2 separate regions of the Mus musculus genome follow, and region 1 is linked to region 2. Evidence: chromatin loops called from intact Hi-C (ENCODE). Cell type or tissue: heart. All regions are shown on one strand. Links, peaks and the distances in the headings refer to the core of each region. The heading gives the core; the rest is flanking DNA. Region 1 overlaps Arih1 (ariadne RBR E3 ubiquitin protein ligase 1). Region 2 holds the start of Arih1 (ariadne RBR E3 ubiquitin protein ligase 1).

Region 1 (9,450 bases), core at 541-8,540, 54 kb after region 2:
GTAGTTAAAAGCAAACATGTCAAGAAATGAAAATATGATGGACTAAATGTAAGAATGTAGTTGGAATAATACTTTTTATCCAGTGTAGTGAATACATATGTTCAGACCATAGGTTAGGTTTTGCACTCTCTTTAGACCGGTGTAGTCATTTATTTTTAGTCATTTAGATGCGGGGTTTTGCCATATTCTCAAACTGCTCTGAAACTTACTATTCTCAGGATCGTTTTCTCTTAACTAACTAGCTTTCCAAGTTCTGAATCTGTAGGCATGCATCATTCCTTGCTAGTTAAATCTATCATCTTGTAAAACATTCTCTGATAATAGACCCCAGACTAGAAAGTACAGTGAACACAGTAGTAATTTATTAATCACTGTGACCATCAATCTTAATTAATTAATCTTAATGAGTCTTGATTAAATAAAAGAATGACACAAAAAGGTTCTTGTGATCTTGTTGCAAATTAGTGCCATATCCCTTTCAGTGATGGAGAGAAATGAGATTATTATAGCTTCAAAGTTGACATCCCATGTGTTTGTTACTCTGCCTTCAGGATTGTGCTATGCTTCTTTACACGGCCACTTCTCTGTACTGAAAACATAATAGTCGATATGCTGAATGTAGAATTGTTGATCCTCTAATTCTTTGCATATAATACCATGAACATCAATTTTATAAATATATTTCATATAATAGCTAATTAGAAAATGTAGTAAAAACTTTTAAAAGTACCATTTAGAAGAGAGGTAGAAGAGCTAGGAATAAATTAAATTAAATAGGAAATGTGAAAGAAATGTTAAATATTAGGGGCGATACAAAGATGACTTGAATATTTTAAGAAGACAGAATAGTAGTTGGAAAAATACTAGCTTTTGTGAGGGCAGAGTGAGCATTAAACTGGCAGGTGCAAGAAGAGACAGCAGCAGAAGAGAGCTGTAGGAGAAGCTAATGTGTTACAGAGGAGGCGTTACAGAGAAGGTAGGTTACACAGGATGTGGTGTGGAAACAATATGGAGGTGGAAACAGACTGAAACTTGCTTGATTTAGAAGCCATAAAGACTAAGGACTTTTACTATGTATAAGAAAAGTGTTCTGCATGGCAACACAATGTGAACACTCAGAATTAAAACTAAGTAAATTTGTACAATTTTAAAGGCCAGTTACCTAAATTAGAAAAAAGGCCTTTAAAATTGGGAGTGGGGTGAGTTTTCATGGGATAACCCAGTTGAAAACTGAGCAAATTATGTGAAGAAAATGCCTGAGAAAAGAAACAGACTGAATTGGAATCTCTCCACGACACCCCTACTCCTCCACCCTGCACGTGCACAAAGTTGAAACTTCACTATTTTTAAAAATGAGTTAAAAATTAATCAAATAATTGTGAGTGTGTATCTTGGAGGAATTAAGAGTGGGCGTGGTGGCGCACACCCTTAATCCCAGCATTCGGGAGGCAGAGGCAGGTGGGTTTCTGAGTTCCAGGACAGCCAGGGCTATACAGAGAAATGCTGTTAAATCTCCCCCCCCCCCAAAAAAAAAAGGACTTAAGAGGAAGAATGAGGGTGAATAGGATTGTTTTAAATTACATGATAAAATTTCAAAGAACAGCCAAGCATGGTGGAGCACACCTGGAATTAGAGGCTGGCAAATCTATGAGACTTTGAAGCCAGCCTGGTCTCCAGAGAAACCTATTTAGAAAAACAAACAAAAAAATCAGAGAGTTTAAAAAACATATTTTAAAACCTAAATAATTTACTTTGTTTTTCAAATGTTAGGTTGATTTTAAAAAAAGCTGTAAGTAATAAAGTGGGTGTGAGAAACTGTATTCTCTTGCCCAGTAGGCATTGCTGCCACTTGTTACAAGAGGACCTGATAATAACTTTCAGTTTGTATATACCTGTCATCTTGTATTTATTTCTTCCCTAAGATTTCACATGTTTACAAAGTGTATATTAGTCAATGTGACAGTGGTAGGAACAGTTCATTAATAGTGAACTGTTGCCGGGCGTGGTGGCGCACGCCTTTAATCCCAGCACTTGGGAGGCAGAGGCAGGAGGATTTCTGAATTTGAGGCCAGCCTGGTCTACAAAGTGAGTTCCAGGATAGCCAGGGCTACACAGAGAATCCCTGTTTTGAAAAAACAAACAAACAAAAAAACAAACCAAAAAAAAAAAAAAAAGAAAGAAAGAAAGAAAGAAAAAAAGAAAAAAAAATAGTGAACTGTTGAAGAAATTGAAGTTTTCAAGTGATAAGCCCCACAGGACCAGAGCACTTGTTCTGTTCTTCCTGAAGTGAACCCAAGTTCAGTTCTCAGCACCACATTGGGCAGTCGTAACTCAAGTTATAGGGAGATTGAATGACACTGGTTTCCTTGGCCACCTGCAGGTTACATGGGTTTACTCTCCATTCCTTCACATATACACAAAATTAAATAATAGACACACGAACAGAAAAAAAGATAAACCGGCGTACCATTATGGAGCCACTGAAGAAATTAAAAACCCAAACAATAAAGTAACATAAGACTCTCATCCTGTGTGTGTACATTAGGTTATCTCTGCGTGTTCATATCAAAAATGAGAAGAGCAGTTGCTTCTATGTAAATGAAACAGAAGAGGGACACAAGCAAGATTTTTTTTTTCTATATAAATGTATACTGCAAAGGAATTTTTCAAGTGATAACTGTCTGTCTCAGTGTTACTCAGGCTGAAGGGCAGTAACTACTCACAGTTTCCACACCACTTCTGGTGCTTGGTGCAAGCACCTGGTAAGGTTCTATAGTTCAAGCCCCTTTTTTGTTGAAGTAGGTTTTTGCTTCCATCTCCCAAACAACTTGAAGTGCAGCACATACCACTGTAAACATGTTAACATGCTTGAATGCTCTCACACCCATGTTAACACATGTTACCAATCTAGCATTGTAATTGAATTACTTGATTCAGTTTTTAAAATAGAGTCCTCAAAGGATTTTTTTAGTGTATTTTTAATGTATTGTTTAAAATATCATAAATTTATATTACTTCCGTAATATTAATCATAAATATTGTAAGGTCGGTTTTGTTTTATGTATTTACTTGGCAGTGCTAGGGAATCCTTAGAACATCAAACAAATTCGATAAAAATTGCCTATGAGTCATATTGTTAGGTAAAAGCAAAACAAGTTAACCATTTATTTGAGTCTTACGTCTTCTAAATATACTATATTTTGTTCAACTATCTTTATGTTATTAATCTTTCTAAACATTGTAGGCAAAGATTAGAATACAGTCTTTCTTTGTTCTGTGGCCATGTCTTAACCTGTTTGTCTCAGGCTGTCCCTAATCTCTGTGATTCTCTTGCTTTTTACCTCATACTGCTGGAATTACTGGCACATATTACTATGCCTGGCTTTCTGTTGCTCTTAACTATTTATTTTATAGTTATGATAATTAATCTTCAAGTGATAGCTGCTGGCAAGTTCTTGAACACTGAGTTATATCCCATCTATTCAAGACTGGTCCTGAATCGTTCATTCTCCTGCATTTACCTCTGCAGATTATATACAGATTAAAGATACTACACTTGCTTTTTCAATAAATATCTTGATTTACTACAGATTTGTTGGTTTTCCCAAGACAAGAGTTTCACTGTGTGACCCTGCCTATACAAAATTTTAGATTAATACCACATAATTCCATGAAGTCCTGTATATATTTGAAAAACATTTAAAAATACAGGTTTGTTGAGTTTAGTGCTTTTTAATTGTCCTAGCATATTTTTAAAGGATTTACTTATTTTATGAATATGAGTACACTGTAGCTGTACAGATGGTTATAAGCCTTCATGTGGTTGTTGGGGGTTGAATTTAGGACTTCTGCTTGCTCCAGTCAACCCCTCTCGCTCAGTCCCTGCTCCCTCCAGCCCCAAAATGTATTTTAATATTATAAATAAGTATACTGTAGCTGTCTTCAGACACACCAGAAGAGGGCACCAGATCTCACTACAGGTAGTAGTGAGCCACCATGTGGTTTGCTGGGATTTGAACTCAGGACTTTTGGAAAGCAGTCAGTGTTCCTATCTGCTGAGCCATCTTACCAGCCCCCGAGCATACTATTTAATGTGGCTTTTGCAATTTTCCATATTGTTCCATGATCATAATTATTTTAAAATTTTAAGTATTTTTAATAATCCCTTCCGCCCCCAGAAAAACCAACAAATCCATACCTTTTGATATTAATTTCTCCTTTCCCTATAAATCTACAGCCCTAGATAAACATTGTTTCTTTTCTAAAGACTTGTCTGTACCTCTCATCTAAATTGGGTGAAGCCTTTTGTTGTTGGCTATTTTCATTTAACATGTTTTAGCAGGGTTTATTTATGTTGTAGCATCTATCAGAACTTTATTCCTTTTTGTATCTAAATATTCTATTATATAGCTGTTTCACATGTATCTGTTGGTGAATGTCTTAAGTTGTTTTTGTATTTTGGCTATTATGTCTGGTGTAACTATAAATACTGTGTATGAAGTTTATTATAGAGATATGCGTATTTTTATTTCTATTCATTAATATACTGTGGGAGTATAGTGGTCAGGTCATATGGTATGTTTTGAACAAGAGTTGTTTGATGGGTCACTTATCTTCTGCCTTGCTGTAGACTGTTCAGGGTAGGCAGAACACAGTCAGTGATAGGTAGGGGTCACAGCCTGTGTTTTTCCAGGCAAGAAACAACTAGATCTGGGACAGATAATGTGGTTCTCAGTCACTCAGACACTGGTGACCACTGGGATTTGAGAATGGGGCAGCTGCTTAGCGCATACCACTATGGTCCAAACAGGAAGGTGATGGGTGAGTCTAGGTTTGGAATCAGGTTTGGTTTGGTTCCAAGTGAGTGCCAAGAATACAGAGGAGCTGAAAAACTAAAAGCCATCTCATGGAGATTTAGGTGAGGCTCTTTACAACCGATCCCCTCCCACCTCCTTGATGAAGGAGACAGTCCTTGTTTGTCTAAACTGTTTTATTTCATGAGGTCGATATAAATGCATATATGACTTACTCTTGGTGCAGGAAGGAATGGCCAGGAAGGGAATCTTATTGGCTAAATACCTGGGATCTATCTAGATACCTCAATAGCATGGAGAACTCTGGGGGTTTTTTGTTTTTGTTTTTGTTTGCTATGTGACTATTTGTTATGGTCCCTCTAGGTGGGCTGTTATGGCTACTCGTTCAAGGACAGGTAGAGCTTGGCAGGGAACTGGTTCTCCAGGGGTTTTGTACCTGCTTCAACTCTATCAGTTCTTCTGTCTGCTAGCATCACTTGCTCCATAGTGTTTCTCATGGGTTTGTATATTTGAATGCTTGGCCCCAGGTTGGTGGAACTGTTTAGGAAGGATTGGGAGATTGTTGGAAGAAGTGTGTCCTGGGTTTGTCTTTGAGGTTTCAAAACCCACAGGTTTTTCAATTAGTTGTCTCTGACTTGTGCTTGTGGATCAGATATAAACCTTCATTCTGTTGTACTTTCTGCTACGATGGTTATGGCCTGTAACCCCCGAAATACGAGCTCCAAATTAAACATTCTTTTATACCTTGCCTTGCCATGGTGCTTTGTCACAGCATTAGAAAAGTAACCAAGGCAGAAGTTACATGACAACTGCACTTAGTATTTTGAGGTAGTTGTTGCCTGGTTGTTATCCAGAGTTATGATAGATTTTCACAAAACAGTATATTGGAACAGGCTTCCAGTTTGTCCATCTCCATACTTGGTAATATCTGTCTCTTTAATTACAGCTCTCCTAGTGAGTGTGACATGGCATCTCATTGTGGTTTGATTTACATCTCCATAGTAGCTAACAAAATTGAACGCTTTTTTTTTTTGTTTTCAGTAGTATGTTTTTCATACATTTGTCTATTTAATTTATACTTGTTATTATTTACCTGTGTAAAATTTGTAAAGATTAACCACAGATGCATTCCTGATAATTGGGTAGTCTGTCTTCAAAGAAGTTAGTTTTAGGAGCTTTTTGGTTATCGTAAAATGGGCATTTTAGGTATTAGGTACTTTCACTTTTTTTCTCTTACTTTTAAAAATAATGTCTTTGTTAAAGTTTGTTTTTTATTTTTGTTACAGTATTTTACTGGCCTTGAATGTGGACATAAGTTTTGTATGCAGTGCTGGAGTGAATATTTAACTACAAAAATAATGGAGGAAGGCATGGGGCAGGTAACTTGATTTTCACTTATAACATTTACTTGTAATGTCTAGACCCTTACATAAATATAACCAGATAAAAGTTTCAGGAGTAAACATTTTTCTAGATTAAAAGTCTTAGGGGAAAAAAAGATTTAGATTGTGATATTCCAGTTAACAGCCTAATCTAGGTAATGTTTTCCTAGCAGGCATCAACTCTGATAATTTCTATCAGGCTAATCTTGATAGAGAGCTTTGTCTGGTATTTTGCTTTTAACTATCTCGTTCTGTGTTGCAAAAGCGATTGCTTAGAAGGATAGTTAAAGACATACTTCCTGAAATATAACGGGAAAGGATTGAGAGCCTGCAAACAAAGTGTCATCAGAATCTAGGAGAGTGCCAGGCAATGATAAGCATCCTATAAATAGTGCTGAATGAAGGCATAGTTTAAATTTTCGTCTTTTTCAGACTATTTCGTGTCCTGCGCATGGTTGTGATATCTTAGTGGATGACAACACAGTTATGTAAGTATTTCTGATAGATTCTGTATATTGAGTATTGTTGGTTAAACTAAATTAATTTTGACTTAGTACCTCTGAGAAAGTAAATTATTAAAATTCAAGAGGCTTTTATTCCCCACTCATTTGTTTATTATACAAAAAGTCACTTAGGTAGTCATTCTTATGGTTTATTTGGCAATATGTGATAGCCAAATTTTGGTAAATATTGAAATTGTATAATGGGATAATGAATGTGTTAAATTATGTTCTCTGGGTAACAGTCTAAGACAGAATCAGGGAAGAGTTTGGGAGTGTTGCTCTGTGAGTTGCCTAGCCTATGTGAGGTTCTGGTTTTGGTTTCCTGTGTCCACCAAAAAAACAAAACAAAAAAATCAAAAACAAAAGTGGAATAGAATGGAAAGAATGTGAGTCATTATGAAAATGTCAGTGCTAGAATAAAGAGGGAGACCAGGAACAGACAGACTCAGTACAGGTACATAATACCTGTATTTTCCAAAAGAAGAAACTCAGCGTATGATGCAGCTGAGTCTGGCAGTCTTTGAGGAACTCCAGCACTTGCCTCAATAAGCAGAAGGCTGCGCCAGAGTTTTATTGATATATCATTAGCCCCTCACTGCAGTGCTCAGGGATAGAGTGTTCTCTGCTGAAATGCTGCTAATAGTTTGAAAGGTGTACTACATGGAGGCTGTAAACTAGTTCTTCAGTACAGATGTTCCTCTTTGGATGGAAGAAGGAAACATGGGAAAGAAGCATAGTGAATTCCTGGTATAAACCCGCTGCTGGTTTCCTGGGCCAGTGCTGTTTTTGTGGCCCAGGTTTGTCAGTTGACTTAATTTCAGGATGCCAAGCACATTGAGGTCTTGAATATCCATATACAAATTGTATAAGTGGTTTTATTGCCTATACAGAAAGTTTTTTCTGTGAATAAAAAGTAATAAAGGAAAATGACAGCAGTTTTTTTTTTTTTAAGATTTATTTATTATTATTCATTAGTACACTGTAGCTGTCTTCAGATGCACCAGAAGAGGGCGTCAGATCTCATTACGGATAGCTGTGAGCCACCATGTGGTTGCTGGGATTTGAACTCAGGACCTTTGGAAGAGCAGTCAGTGCTCTTAACCGCTGAGCCATTTCACCAGCCCCAGCAGTGTTTTTAATAAGTAAATTTAACCTAATTAAGTTAACCTGACCAGCACAGCTACTAAAGCTCAAATATTCTACTTGGGGGAATTTTTTTTAACTTTTATTATTTCATAAAGATTTATTTATTTTATTTATATGAGTATACTGCCACTGTCTTTAGACAGAGCAGAAGAGGACATCAGATCCCATTACAGATGGTTGTGAGCCACCATGTGGCTGCTGGGAATTGAACCCGGGACCTCTGGAATAGCAGTCATTGCTCTTAACCACAGAGCCATCTTTCCCAAGTACCATACCACATGTGGGTCCCAGGGATCCAACTGGGGTTGTTAGGTTTGTTGTAACGTGCTCTTACCTGCTGAGCCTTTCTGCCTAGCCTCCTTTCTATTTCTCCTCTCCTCCCCTCTATTCCTCGCCCCTTCCCTTCCCTCTGTTCCCTTCCCCCCCCCCCCCCCCCCCCCCCCTTTCCCCCTGCTCTTTCTCAAGACAAGGTTCCTTTCTGTAGCTCTGGCTGTCCTGGAACTAGCTCTGTTAGACCAGCCTTCTAAACAAATCTCATTAACCAATATTTCCCCACTCTTAAAGCATCCTCTACTACATCAATACACATCATATTACTACAACCTTTGACTAGTATCGATGACAAAACTCCATTAGGCACAAAGCCCTTGGCTCTGTTCCTACATGAGACTAGGTGTGTGTGGTTCTCCTATCTATAATCCCAGCACTGGTCATCCTTGTCTACATAGTGAGTGAGTTTGAGGCTAGCCAGCGATACATGAGACCTGACTTCAAAATGGGTGGGAGATAGAGAACGCTATCAAGTGGTCACTGGTGGTGTCACTTTATCAGTTATAAATGAGAACAAGAGTGAAAACAGATCATTGTGTGTTCCTTCTACAAAAACTTTACTAGGATGTGAGTTTGGTCTTGAGTAGAAAATAGGGGAAAAATGTGGTTTTCAGACAGGTATGAGTTATATCCAGTAGATTTCATACAGAATTGTTGTCTTAGATATTAAAACATCTTTTTTTAGAACTTTTTTTTAATTAAATGAATTGATACGAGTGATATGAATATCACTGCCAGTTAGGCTTAACAGGTTTTTCAGTTTTCTCAGATATTTTAATGACAACATGGCAAGGGTTGTCTTCCAGCGTGTATACATTTAAGAGCACAGTTGGAAACTCTATCTCTGAGTTCAACCAAAACTCATTTTCACACCTGTTTTATATAATGTGTTGCTGGAAAAGTTGTGAGACATAAAACTATTGTGCCTTGTTTCCTTGAAATCACTGGCTTTTCCAGATCATTAAGTAGATGATATTCCAGTACTAGGCCAGTAATTCTGTTGTTAAAAGCGTCAGCTATGCAAGCATGAATACCTTAGTTGATCCCTATAACCCACATCAGGAAAAAAGGAGGAAAAAGGCCAAGCATGGTTGCAGACACTTGTAAGACTCAAAAAACAAAATTTTACTGGAGGAATAACACCTGAGGTTGTCCTCTGACCTGCATGTTCTTGTGCAGCAGTGTGCACATGAATACACACACACACACACACACACACACACACACACACACCTCACACTTACCCCCACCCCCCAAAAAATAAAGGATTAAAAA
Region 2 (9,450 bases), core at 809-8,808:
CATAAAATGTAAGATTTATTATGTATCAGAAAACCTCTCTGCTCCATTGCTGGGGACTGAAATTGGGGCCTTTGTGCATGCTGGACAGGTGTATGCCACCACAAGGTATATACACTTTTATTTTTAGAGTCTCGGGTGCCTCCGCTATAATCTGGGTACTAGGACTCTGTGGTAATGAGCACTAATCTATGGAAGGCCCTTAGTGATTGAGGAATTGATGGCCTTAATTGAGGAACAGGACTGTCACATTGTTCCGGACCCTCAAGAAGTGCTTGTCAAGATGAGTTCAGGAACTGAGTCTTTACTATGACGTCACATCAGGGGGACCCAAGAACCGCTGTAGAGCCACGAGTGGACAGCAACACTCCAACTACCTGTCACCCAACTTGGAGGTTCCGCGTACTACTACCTTCCAGGCAGTAACTCGGGCAACCGGAATTTTAGCAGCACAGCTACCGGCTTCCCGGAACTAGCCAGGGCGTGTCAGATGTGCCTGTGAGGCCCGGAAGCGAGAAAGGTCCTCGGAGAAAACCTCCGCTTGGGCGCTCCCCAGACTCCTCCCCACGACCGGAAGGCCCCAGCCTCCTCACGTCAAGGAGCCACAGCTTCCCAGTGTCTCCGGGCCACCGCCGCGCCGCCGCGCTCCCGTCCTGCTCAGGCTCGGCCGTGGGGTCTCCCCAAATACTACGCAGGGGCCAAGGGGCGTGGCGCGGTGACGTGCAGCGGACCGACGCGATGACGTAGCGCGGCGCGGTGACGCACGCCCCTTTGTTGGCTCAGTAGCGGTAGCAGCGGCCGCGGAGGTGGCGCAGGGGACTGTTTTCCGTCCGAGCCCGGAGCGGAGCGGCGTCTGACTGAGGCCGGCAGCAAGCGGCCCCCGCGCTCCCTCCCGCCCTGCTCCGCGCCCTCCCCGCCGCCGCCACCGCCCGCCTCCAACCGCCGCACGCGGGGAGCAGCCGCGGCCCACGGGGCCGGAACCAGGCCTGCGTCCGGACGGCAGCCGGAGCCGGAGCGAGAGCCGGGGCCTCGGCGTCCCCGCCCTCTCCGCGCCGCGGCCAGCGTCTGCCGGGCCCGCGCGCGTCGCGCCATGGACTCGGACGAGGGCTACAACTACGAGTTCGACGAGGACGAGGAGTGCAGCGAGGAGGACAGCGGCGCCGAGGAGGAGGAGGACGACGACGAGGACGAGCCGGACGATGATAACCTGGATCTGGGCGAGGTGGAGCTGGTGGAGCCCGGGCTGGGCGTCGGCGGGGAGCGAGACGGACTGCTGTGCGGGGAGACTGGCGGTGGCGGCGGCAGCGCTCTGGGTCCGGGAGGCGGCGGCGGCGGTGGCGGTGGCGGCGGCGGCCCGGGACACGAGCAGGAGGAGGATTACCGCTACGAGGTGCTCACGGCCGAACAGATCCTGCAGCACATGGTGGAATGTATCCGGGAGGTCAACGAGGTCATCCAGGTGAGGGGCCCCGCCACGCCATCTGGCCCCGGAGCCGGCTTAGGGAGCGGACCCAAGGCGGCCTGTGCGGCGCCGAAGAGCAGGCCAGGGCCTGGCTCGTCACGGGCCTGTGTGCCCTGCCGGCCGGTCGGGAGGTGCGCTTGGGCGGTGCTTCCCGGAGTCCTGGCATGGCGGAGGCCTGGGGCTGCCTGAGCGGCTATGGCCGGCAGTTCCTGCATGACTACGGCCGGAGGATGGGATACCGGGGCGGGCTAGAGGCGGGTGAGGTGGTGAGTGTGAAAGAGGTGTCAGAAAGAACCCGGCCCTTTTCTCAAGGTTTATCCCTAGCCCTTGAGTCTTTTGAGCAGTTTCAGATGGGATTAGGGCAGGCCCTTCAGAGCAGCTTTAGTGTATGATTGCTCCAAGTGGGCACCGGCTAATAAAGAAATGGATCTCCTTGGCAGTCCTAAGTGGCTACTTAAAGGTGGGGGAAGGGAACTATTTCTCGGAAGAGGTGCTGATGGACCTTATTTTCTGATGGTGAGGCTTATGCCTACATTTTTGGGGGAGTGGGAGGAGTATGTTTTCTTTGGGACCTAACTGCTACTTCTTCCATTGGTAGCAAGTAACTTGATGGAAGCTGTTGGAATAGTTATTGCAGATCCCCTACCCACCCTTGCAGCTTCGGCAACAATAAAACACAGTGTTGTCTAATTGGACAAAACTCTATTGTGAATTAGAAAGTAGAGGCATTCCGGCTTCTGGACTCTATTCTCTGAAGGTTTCTGTTTCGTGCATAGAAGTTAAACTTGCTTCAGACCAGAAACTGCATCCTATTTAACGCTATATACATCCCGATTTTGTATTTTTGAGCTTTAGGAAATAAATTTACATTTGTTTGGGGGAAAAGTTGTTACAAATGGGATATGATTGGAAAGTAAAGATAACATAGGACCCGGTGGTGAAAGTCTGAAATTTCAGTTACTTAGAAGGTCGAGGCAGATGGATGGTGGCAAGTTCAAGGCCTACCTGGACTACAGAGTGAGCTCAAAGCTGTCCCGGGCAACTTGGTGAGATTCTCTCAAGATAGAGTAAAAAGAGGGCTGGAGATAATAACAGCTCAGTGGTAGAGCAAAAAGTTCGAGGCTCTAGGGTCAGCCTCGAAAAATGTTGGAAAAATGAAAAATCAGAGTGAAATCTTGATTCATTTTAACTTTTAGAAAATAGTAGCTACATGGAAGGAAACTACATATGAACAAGAAGTTACTCTTTTTTTTAAGCACATTGCTTCTTAACTTTAGAATGGACAGATTATCAGTGTTACTGCCTACTTGCTGACTTTCCATTATTAACATGTTTATGGTTTGATTCAGAAGGCACCGTTTTGCAGATTAAACCTTGTAGGCATTAAAGAATGTGTTTGGTGTAATGGAAAAATCTCATCTAGTGTTGTTGGTAGTGGAAACTCAATTTTCATTGTAGATGATGGTGCATTTTTCAATAAAAAAATAAATGGGAGGATTGTAGAAGTCAGTTAAGTTTCACTGCTCTAGTTTTTATATAATTAATTGAGATTTCTTTCTTTCATTTTTTTTTTTAAAGAAACAAAAAAATTGCATTAGCAAGGAATTTGGTTAAAACTTGAATTGCTTTTATTTACATGCAATTATATTAAATCATCAAACTTACCTAGCTTACTGGCATTAAAATTATGTTTTGAAATAAATCAAAGATATTCTCAAAAATAACTTTTTGACTTAAAAGTGTGTATTTTACTTTAGTTAAATCTCATCCAGTTTTGTCAGTTCTTAGATTTATCTCAGTTACCAGTCAGGTAGCTGTTATGCATGACATTATCCTTTCTTGTTTTAGATAAGAATGAATGCTGATGAACTACTAAGACCTATAAAAACTGGGGATTTTGGTGGGGGTAGGGGGGTAGTGTCGTACTTTTCCATATTTTCTTGATTTATTACTTTAGCATTTATGAGTAATACTGTTCTTAAGTAGCATTCATGAACACCCGAGCATGTATCCCTTGTTGAAAGTTTATAATTAGAAATACCAGTCAAGGCAAAGGTAGGATATATCCCAGACCATCATTCCTTGAGCTAGTATTCTTATACATCTAAACTAGGCTTGATTCTGTTTTAGGTTATTTAAATTCAAAGCATTGCTTGGATGTACAGGCACATTGTAAGAAAAAAAAAATCTCACAAGTAAAGAGAAACTTTACTAAGTAAGTTACCAAGAGACATCAAAATTTGAGCTGTAGCTAGTTTACTGGAACCTACATAGCCATACATATTTAAAAAAAACAAACAAAAACCAGAATGGTTTTGTGTAATTTGTTTTCAGTGGGGAGAAAAACCAGAAAGAATTTCTGAAGAACTTTCTCTAATAAATAACTACTCTTTTAAAGAACTTAGTGATTGCACATTAATTTGTATAGCCAATCTATTTACTGGCTTTTTATAGTTTTTAACTTAAAAGTATACATATCAGAGGTCAGACATAGAATATTTTCTTATTTCTTCGTGTAAGTCCACTTGTAGAATTAAAGTGAAAGGCTCATTTTCAAGGGATTGAGATGGTGTTAAGTGTTTTCAAGTTAAACTAGTTGCCTAATTGTTATCATATAGTCATTTAAAATTTTTGCTTTGAGGAGGGAGGCATATTGTTGCAGGCCTTTAATACCAACATTCTGGAGGGAGAGTCAGGTTAATCTCTGTAGTTGAGGCCAACCTGATCTATAATATATTGCTTTAGAGGACAGCCAGAGCTAGCTACATAGTGAGGCCCTATCTCAAAAAAACAAAACAAAAACAAAATCAAAACAGAAAACAACAACAACAAAACCCTTTTATATATAGTTCTGACTTTGAATTCTCCTGTAGTGTGACTCAGGGCCTGGCATATGCTAGGCAAGTATTCTATCCCTGAGCTATACCCAGGACTTAATATATTCATTATATGTATTTTTGAGACAGGAGTCTCACTGCACAGCTCAGGGCATCCTGGAACTCATGCTATATCATCATTCTGTTTATGACATAGCATGTATTTATACTTTCCCCTCTTTTCATGCTTTTTAATTTATTTCATTTGTGTTTTGAGATCAAATTTCCCTGTATTGCCAAGGCCTTTTCCTTTTCTTTTCGTTTCTCTTGGGCTCCAGTGATGGTCTTGCCTCAGCTTCTTGGGTTCCAGGACTACAAATGTGTCATACACATCAAGTGCTAACTACAACAGGGTGCACTCTCTGTTTTAGCTAGCTACTACTTTTTTTGTTTATTTGTATTTTTTTTAAAAAAATTAAAAAGGTCTTTATTTAAATTGTGTCTATGTGTGGGTATGTGGGTGCCTGCAGAGGCCAGAAGAGGGCGCTGGATCCCCAGAGCTGTAGTGTGACCCATGGTTGTGAGCTGCCCTTAGTAGATGGATGGTGGGAAGTGAACTCTTGTACTGCAAGAGGATCTGGTGTTATCTGCTAAACCATTCTCCAGCCACTCTTTTTGTTGTTGTTATTTTCCTTTTACATGTTAACTACATTAATATCTATAAACAGCTTAATTTTCCTATAAGGTGATGTAATAAGTAGAACAAGAATATGTTTAGGCTGCATTTGATGAATGCTACTTTTTGGATCAGGAAGTGATCATGCTTCTAATTTAAGCTGGCTGGATCCTACGGAACCCTTGATGATGGTAGCAGTCTTGATTGTTTTTAGTTCAAAGTCTAAAAGTTTTTTTTTTCTTCTTTTTTTTCCTTTTCTTTTTGTTTCTTTTGAGACAGGGTCTTTCTATGTATTATTCCTGGCTATTCTGGGAGTCTATGTAGACCAGGCTAGCCTTGAACTCAAGCGATCCACTTGCCTTTGATGCCCAGCTAACAGCCTGCTCTTTTGAGCAGTCAGGTAGACTTTTGCAATCATATAATTGAATTTTTTTCCAAAAATGTTCTTTTTTTCAACTTTAATTCAGGATAAATGTCTTACAGTGTGTAGCAGTAGATGACCAGGTAAATTGCTGGATAATATGGAAGTTTAGAACAAAGCTTGAAAGTTGTTCCTGAGCTTTTCTGGCAAGTCAACTTTTCAGAGCTTTACTTTGAAAACTTAAGTCTGGTTTTCAGGCTAAGATTTAGAGTTTAAATAAGGAGTGCCATATATTGTTAGAGGAGTTTTCCCATGTCATGTTTCAAAGTGCACACATTGTTCAGTAGCTGTTTTTCTTTCCTCTTGTTATCCGTTTTAAAGGGAGTTTCAGAAGTGACTTGATACACATATGCTTTGGCAAATATACACAAAACTGAAATATTAGTAATATTTCCTTAATATTGAGACGTTTTATTTAGCTAAAAATAGCTATAATTACTGACACTTTCCTCAGGCTTAATTAAAAAAAAATCATACTTCCAATTCAGATATTGTCAGTTCCAATTACTTGACAGTATATCTTTTAGGTATAATTTTTTTCTTTCTTTCTTTTTTTTTTTTTTTTTTTTTGACAGGGTTTCTCTGTGTAGCCCTGGATGTCTTGGAACTTACTCTGTAGACCAGGCTGGCCTCGAGCTCAGAAATCGCCTGCCTCTGCCTCCAAAGTGTTGGGATTAAAGGCATGCGCCAGCTGGCATAATTTTCTAATTTTAAGAAATGCTTAGTGTACTGATTCTAAATAGCTTGACAGTATGATTTTCTAATTTTTAAAAAAGCTAACTATAGAGGCAAGTATCTCCTGATTCTTAGCAAGACTTTACAACTAGAAGTCACTACCATGGGTGTTTCTCTTAGCACGGAGACATTGGGGCAGATACTTTTTTCTTTCTTTTGTGGGAGATAGGGGCAGCTCTACTTTGACTAACTTACCTAATCTTAACTATTAAGAGTCATCCTTCCTTCATTTTCCACATTTTCCACCATCCAGTTAGCCCAGGTCAGACTGATTTCCAGACCTTTTTTTCCAGTTTCTCTGAATAACTAATCCTAATTGTGGGCCTCTAATTTTATTTTGGCTCTTGACTCTAGATATTCAGTTCAACTGTCATACTGCTATCAAACACATGTAAAAGTTATTCTTTTGCCTAAAAGAGATTTTGTTGTTGTTGAAAGTATAGTTCATATTCCTTATGGCAGTCATAGTTTCCATTTTAGTATCTAATGTTTTTCCATCTCAACTGTTCTGTCCTAATCTCCCACAGCCCTGACTGCTGCAGTGCTTATAATTATAATACACTTAGAAAGTTTCTTGTTTCTATTCATGCTATTACTTCTTGTAATAACTTTTCTCTTAAACTGCTTAAGGATTTCTTTATCTTTCTCTGGGGTCTCTTTATTTACCTTTTCAGTGCTTCCTTGTTTGCTTAGTGCTTTATATGGATATTTTGTGTAGCCCACAAGAGCTTGTTATAGCCATCTCTATATCTAAGTCTTTCTACTTGACTAAATATGAGGGCTTTGATGGTGAAAGCTGAAACTCCTTGGTCTTTGTGTGCACAACATACAGCATACTTACATAGTCTGACAGAAAAATACTAGGGAAACATTTTGAAATGTTTCCTTATTTACCAGATAATCTGTAAACCAAAGGAAGCCAAATAAGATTTTTTTCAAGTACTAGTAAATTAATTTATGGTTTCTAAATGCTGCAAATGTGAATAGTTTAAGACTACAATGTTTAAATTCTAAGAGAGAAGCTTTTAATTTTTTGGATAGGTTTTGAGACAGGTTTTTGCTGTGTGTGGTTCTGGCTGTCCTCGAACTTGTTTGGAGACTGGGCTGACCTCAAACTCAGACCCACCTGATTCTGCTGGGATTAAAAGGGTATGGTACCATTCCTGGCTAAGAGGACAAGCTTTTAAAAGCCTCCTTATTTAATCTTTGGGGTGTTTTGTTTTGAGACTAGGTCTCACTATGTAGCTTGACTGGCCTGAAACTTGCTCTGTAGACCAGGCTAGCCTCAAACTCAGAGATCCGCCTCCCTCTGCTGGGATTAAAGGGGGGATGTGTTACCACTACTGGTTAAGAGTACAAACCTTTAAAAGCCCCTTAATTTAATCTTTCTTTTTTGCTACTAGATCTTACTATATTTCCCTGGCTGGCCTGAAACTTCCTGTGCAGACTAGACTGGCCTTGAATTCATAGAGATCTGTCTGTCTCTGCCCACTAAGAGCAAAGTTTAAAGGTGTGCATCACCATGTCTAGCCTAAAGGCCTTTTTAGATGTAACATTTATACTTGTGTGTCATTTCTTGGCTCTTTTTATGAACTGACATAATGGTATTACCAGTTGATTTATTCCAGTGTTGATTTTCAAAGAATTGTCCACAAAGAAGCTGTTTGACAAGGTGTTATTTCTCTTTATAAATGTTTTGACATTTATTCATGGTGTAGAAGCAGTGAGTAGATAAAACTTAAGGTACCTAGCAAGAGTTACTCTAATAAATTGGTAATTCATTATGTTCTTCCCCACCACACACACTTTCACTTATTAATGAGTCTAAGTTCAATACCAGTTCCTTCTGTTTTTTGAGACAGGGTCTTGCAATTGCATAGTCCAAGTTGGTCTGGAACTCATTATGTAGATCAGGATGCCTTAGAACTAGTTTCCCTCCCCTGCATGTAGCCTGTTAAGTGCTGGGGTCACAAGTGTGTATGCCACCATACTTGGCTTGCTAGTTTTATGTTGTAAATGCACATCTTCTCAGCTTGTGGGATAAAATGAGAGGTATGCATAAAATTCTTCTACAAACTAAAGTAGGATGATTATTTTAAATAAAAAAAATTGTGCTCAACTTTTGACTTATTAGCTAAATGCTGAAGGGGTAGCATTTTTACTTGGAAGATGTATTAAAAACTATGTCATTTAAATATTTATCACACATATTTTTCTTTAAACAGAATGTATTAGCTGTTTCAAGGAAAAGAGCTAAAACGTTGCTGAATTTGAGTTTTATTTGATTTACAATTTTGAGAATCTTTATTTGCCTTTGTGAAATAGCTTTCTTGTATTGGAAAACTATATAATAAAAATACATTACCATTTGGAAGATGCATAATGTTATGAACCAGTATTTCCAGAGATTGTTAGGAATGAGATAGAATTCTTAAAAAGGTTAATAACGTAATGTACTGACTTTTGGTGTTCTGGCTTTATAGTGAAATGACATGACCAGGAGATAATAGGGGCTTTCTTTCATTTTAATTATTGCAGTAGTACTACTCAGAAGAATTCTTGGTTTAATATAAGAGTCCATAAAACTTTTTCTAACTAGTTTTATTTTTCCTCCTTTTCTTCTGGGGCAGGAGGTGGGAACATTCAAGACAAATTCTGTCACTAAACTATATTTCAAACTTATAAAAAATAATTTTAAAGCCTGATATTTTAAAACTATTATGTTTGTTTTGCCTGTGTGTATGTCTGTGTAACACATGTCCAGGAATATCAGAGAGGGCTTTGCATCCCCTGGAACTTAAATTGAAAGATACAGTATCTAAAATTAAGCACTAATTAAGATGCATTTAATAGCACATTAGACAAAAGAGGTCAATAGAAATTATTCAAACTGAAGCATGGAGAAAAGGCCGATAGCAGGCCAATAAACCCAGAAGAACTAACAGAAAGTGCTAATATATGTGTGGCTAGAGCCTCAGAAGAACATAAGTAAAGGAGGATGGTAGAACTTCCAAAACTAATAAACATGCCCATAGTCAAAAGATCTGATGTTATCTCAGGAATAAATGCAAAGGAAATACTGACTGGGCTTATTAATGGAGTTTTTTTGACTTTTGAGGACGAGGAACAAAAAAAAATTTTTTTGAGATAGGGTCTCTTTATGAAGTGTTGGCTGTTGTCCTGAAACACTATGTAGGCCAGATTGGCCTCAAACTCGAAATGATCTGCCCATCTCTGCCTTGTGACTGCTGGAATTATAGATGTGTGCCACAATGCTCCTCTAAGGGAAGAAACAAGACAAAAACAAAAGCCCTCCACACCATTCTCACAGTGGAACCCAGAA

The links. A loop is a pair of places that touch in the nucleus more often than their neighbours do. Peaks named below come from ENCODE experiments on the same cell type or tissue, not always from the same donor. Only the 100,000 strongest peaks of a DNase experiment are listed, where the experiment ranks them.
Region 1: it touches region 2 in a loop (1.9-fold over the local background); 2 of 42 quality-filtered maps call a loop at or near these places.

The regions. Positions count from the first base shown.
Region 1 is chr9:59,423,357-59,432,806 of GRCm38, reverse strand. Arih1 (ariadne RBR E3 ubiquitin protein ligase 1) reads left to right here. Exons shown (of 14, transcript NM_019927.2): 4 at 6,101-6,193; 5 at 6,629-6,684. Among named protein-coding and RNA genes, the nearest start is that of Gm20199, 54 kb to the left of the region's middle. In heart, for the core only: CTCF peaks have their summits at 3,957 (motif pointing right) and 7,730 (motif pointing right); no DNase peak of the experiment used is centred there.
Region 2 is chr9:59,477,985-59,487,434 of GRCm38, reverse strand. Arih1 (ariadne RBR E3 ubiquitin protein ligase 1) reads left to right here and starts at 1,061. Exons shown (of 14, transcript NM_019927.2): 1 at 1,061-1,456. The coding sequence starts at 1,088. It overlaps Gm20199 (predicted gene, 20199), which reads left to right and starts at 5,694. Exons shown (of 1, transcript NR_045640.1): 1 at 5,694-9,450. In heart, for the core only: CTCF peaks have their summits at 1,557 and 4,809 (motif pointing right); a DNase peak (open chromatin) is centred at 1,564; H3K4me3 peaks cover 2,992 bases; H3K27ac peaks cover 1,746 bases.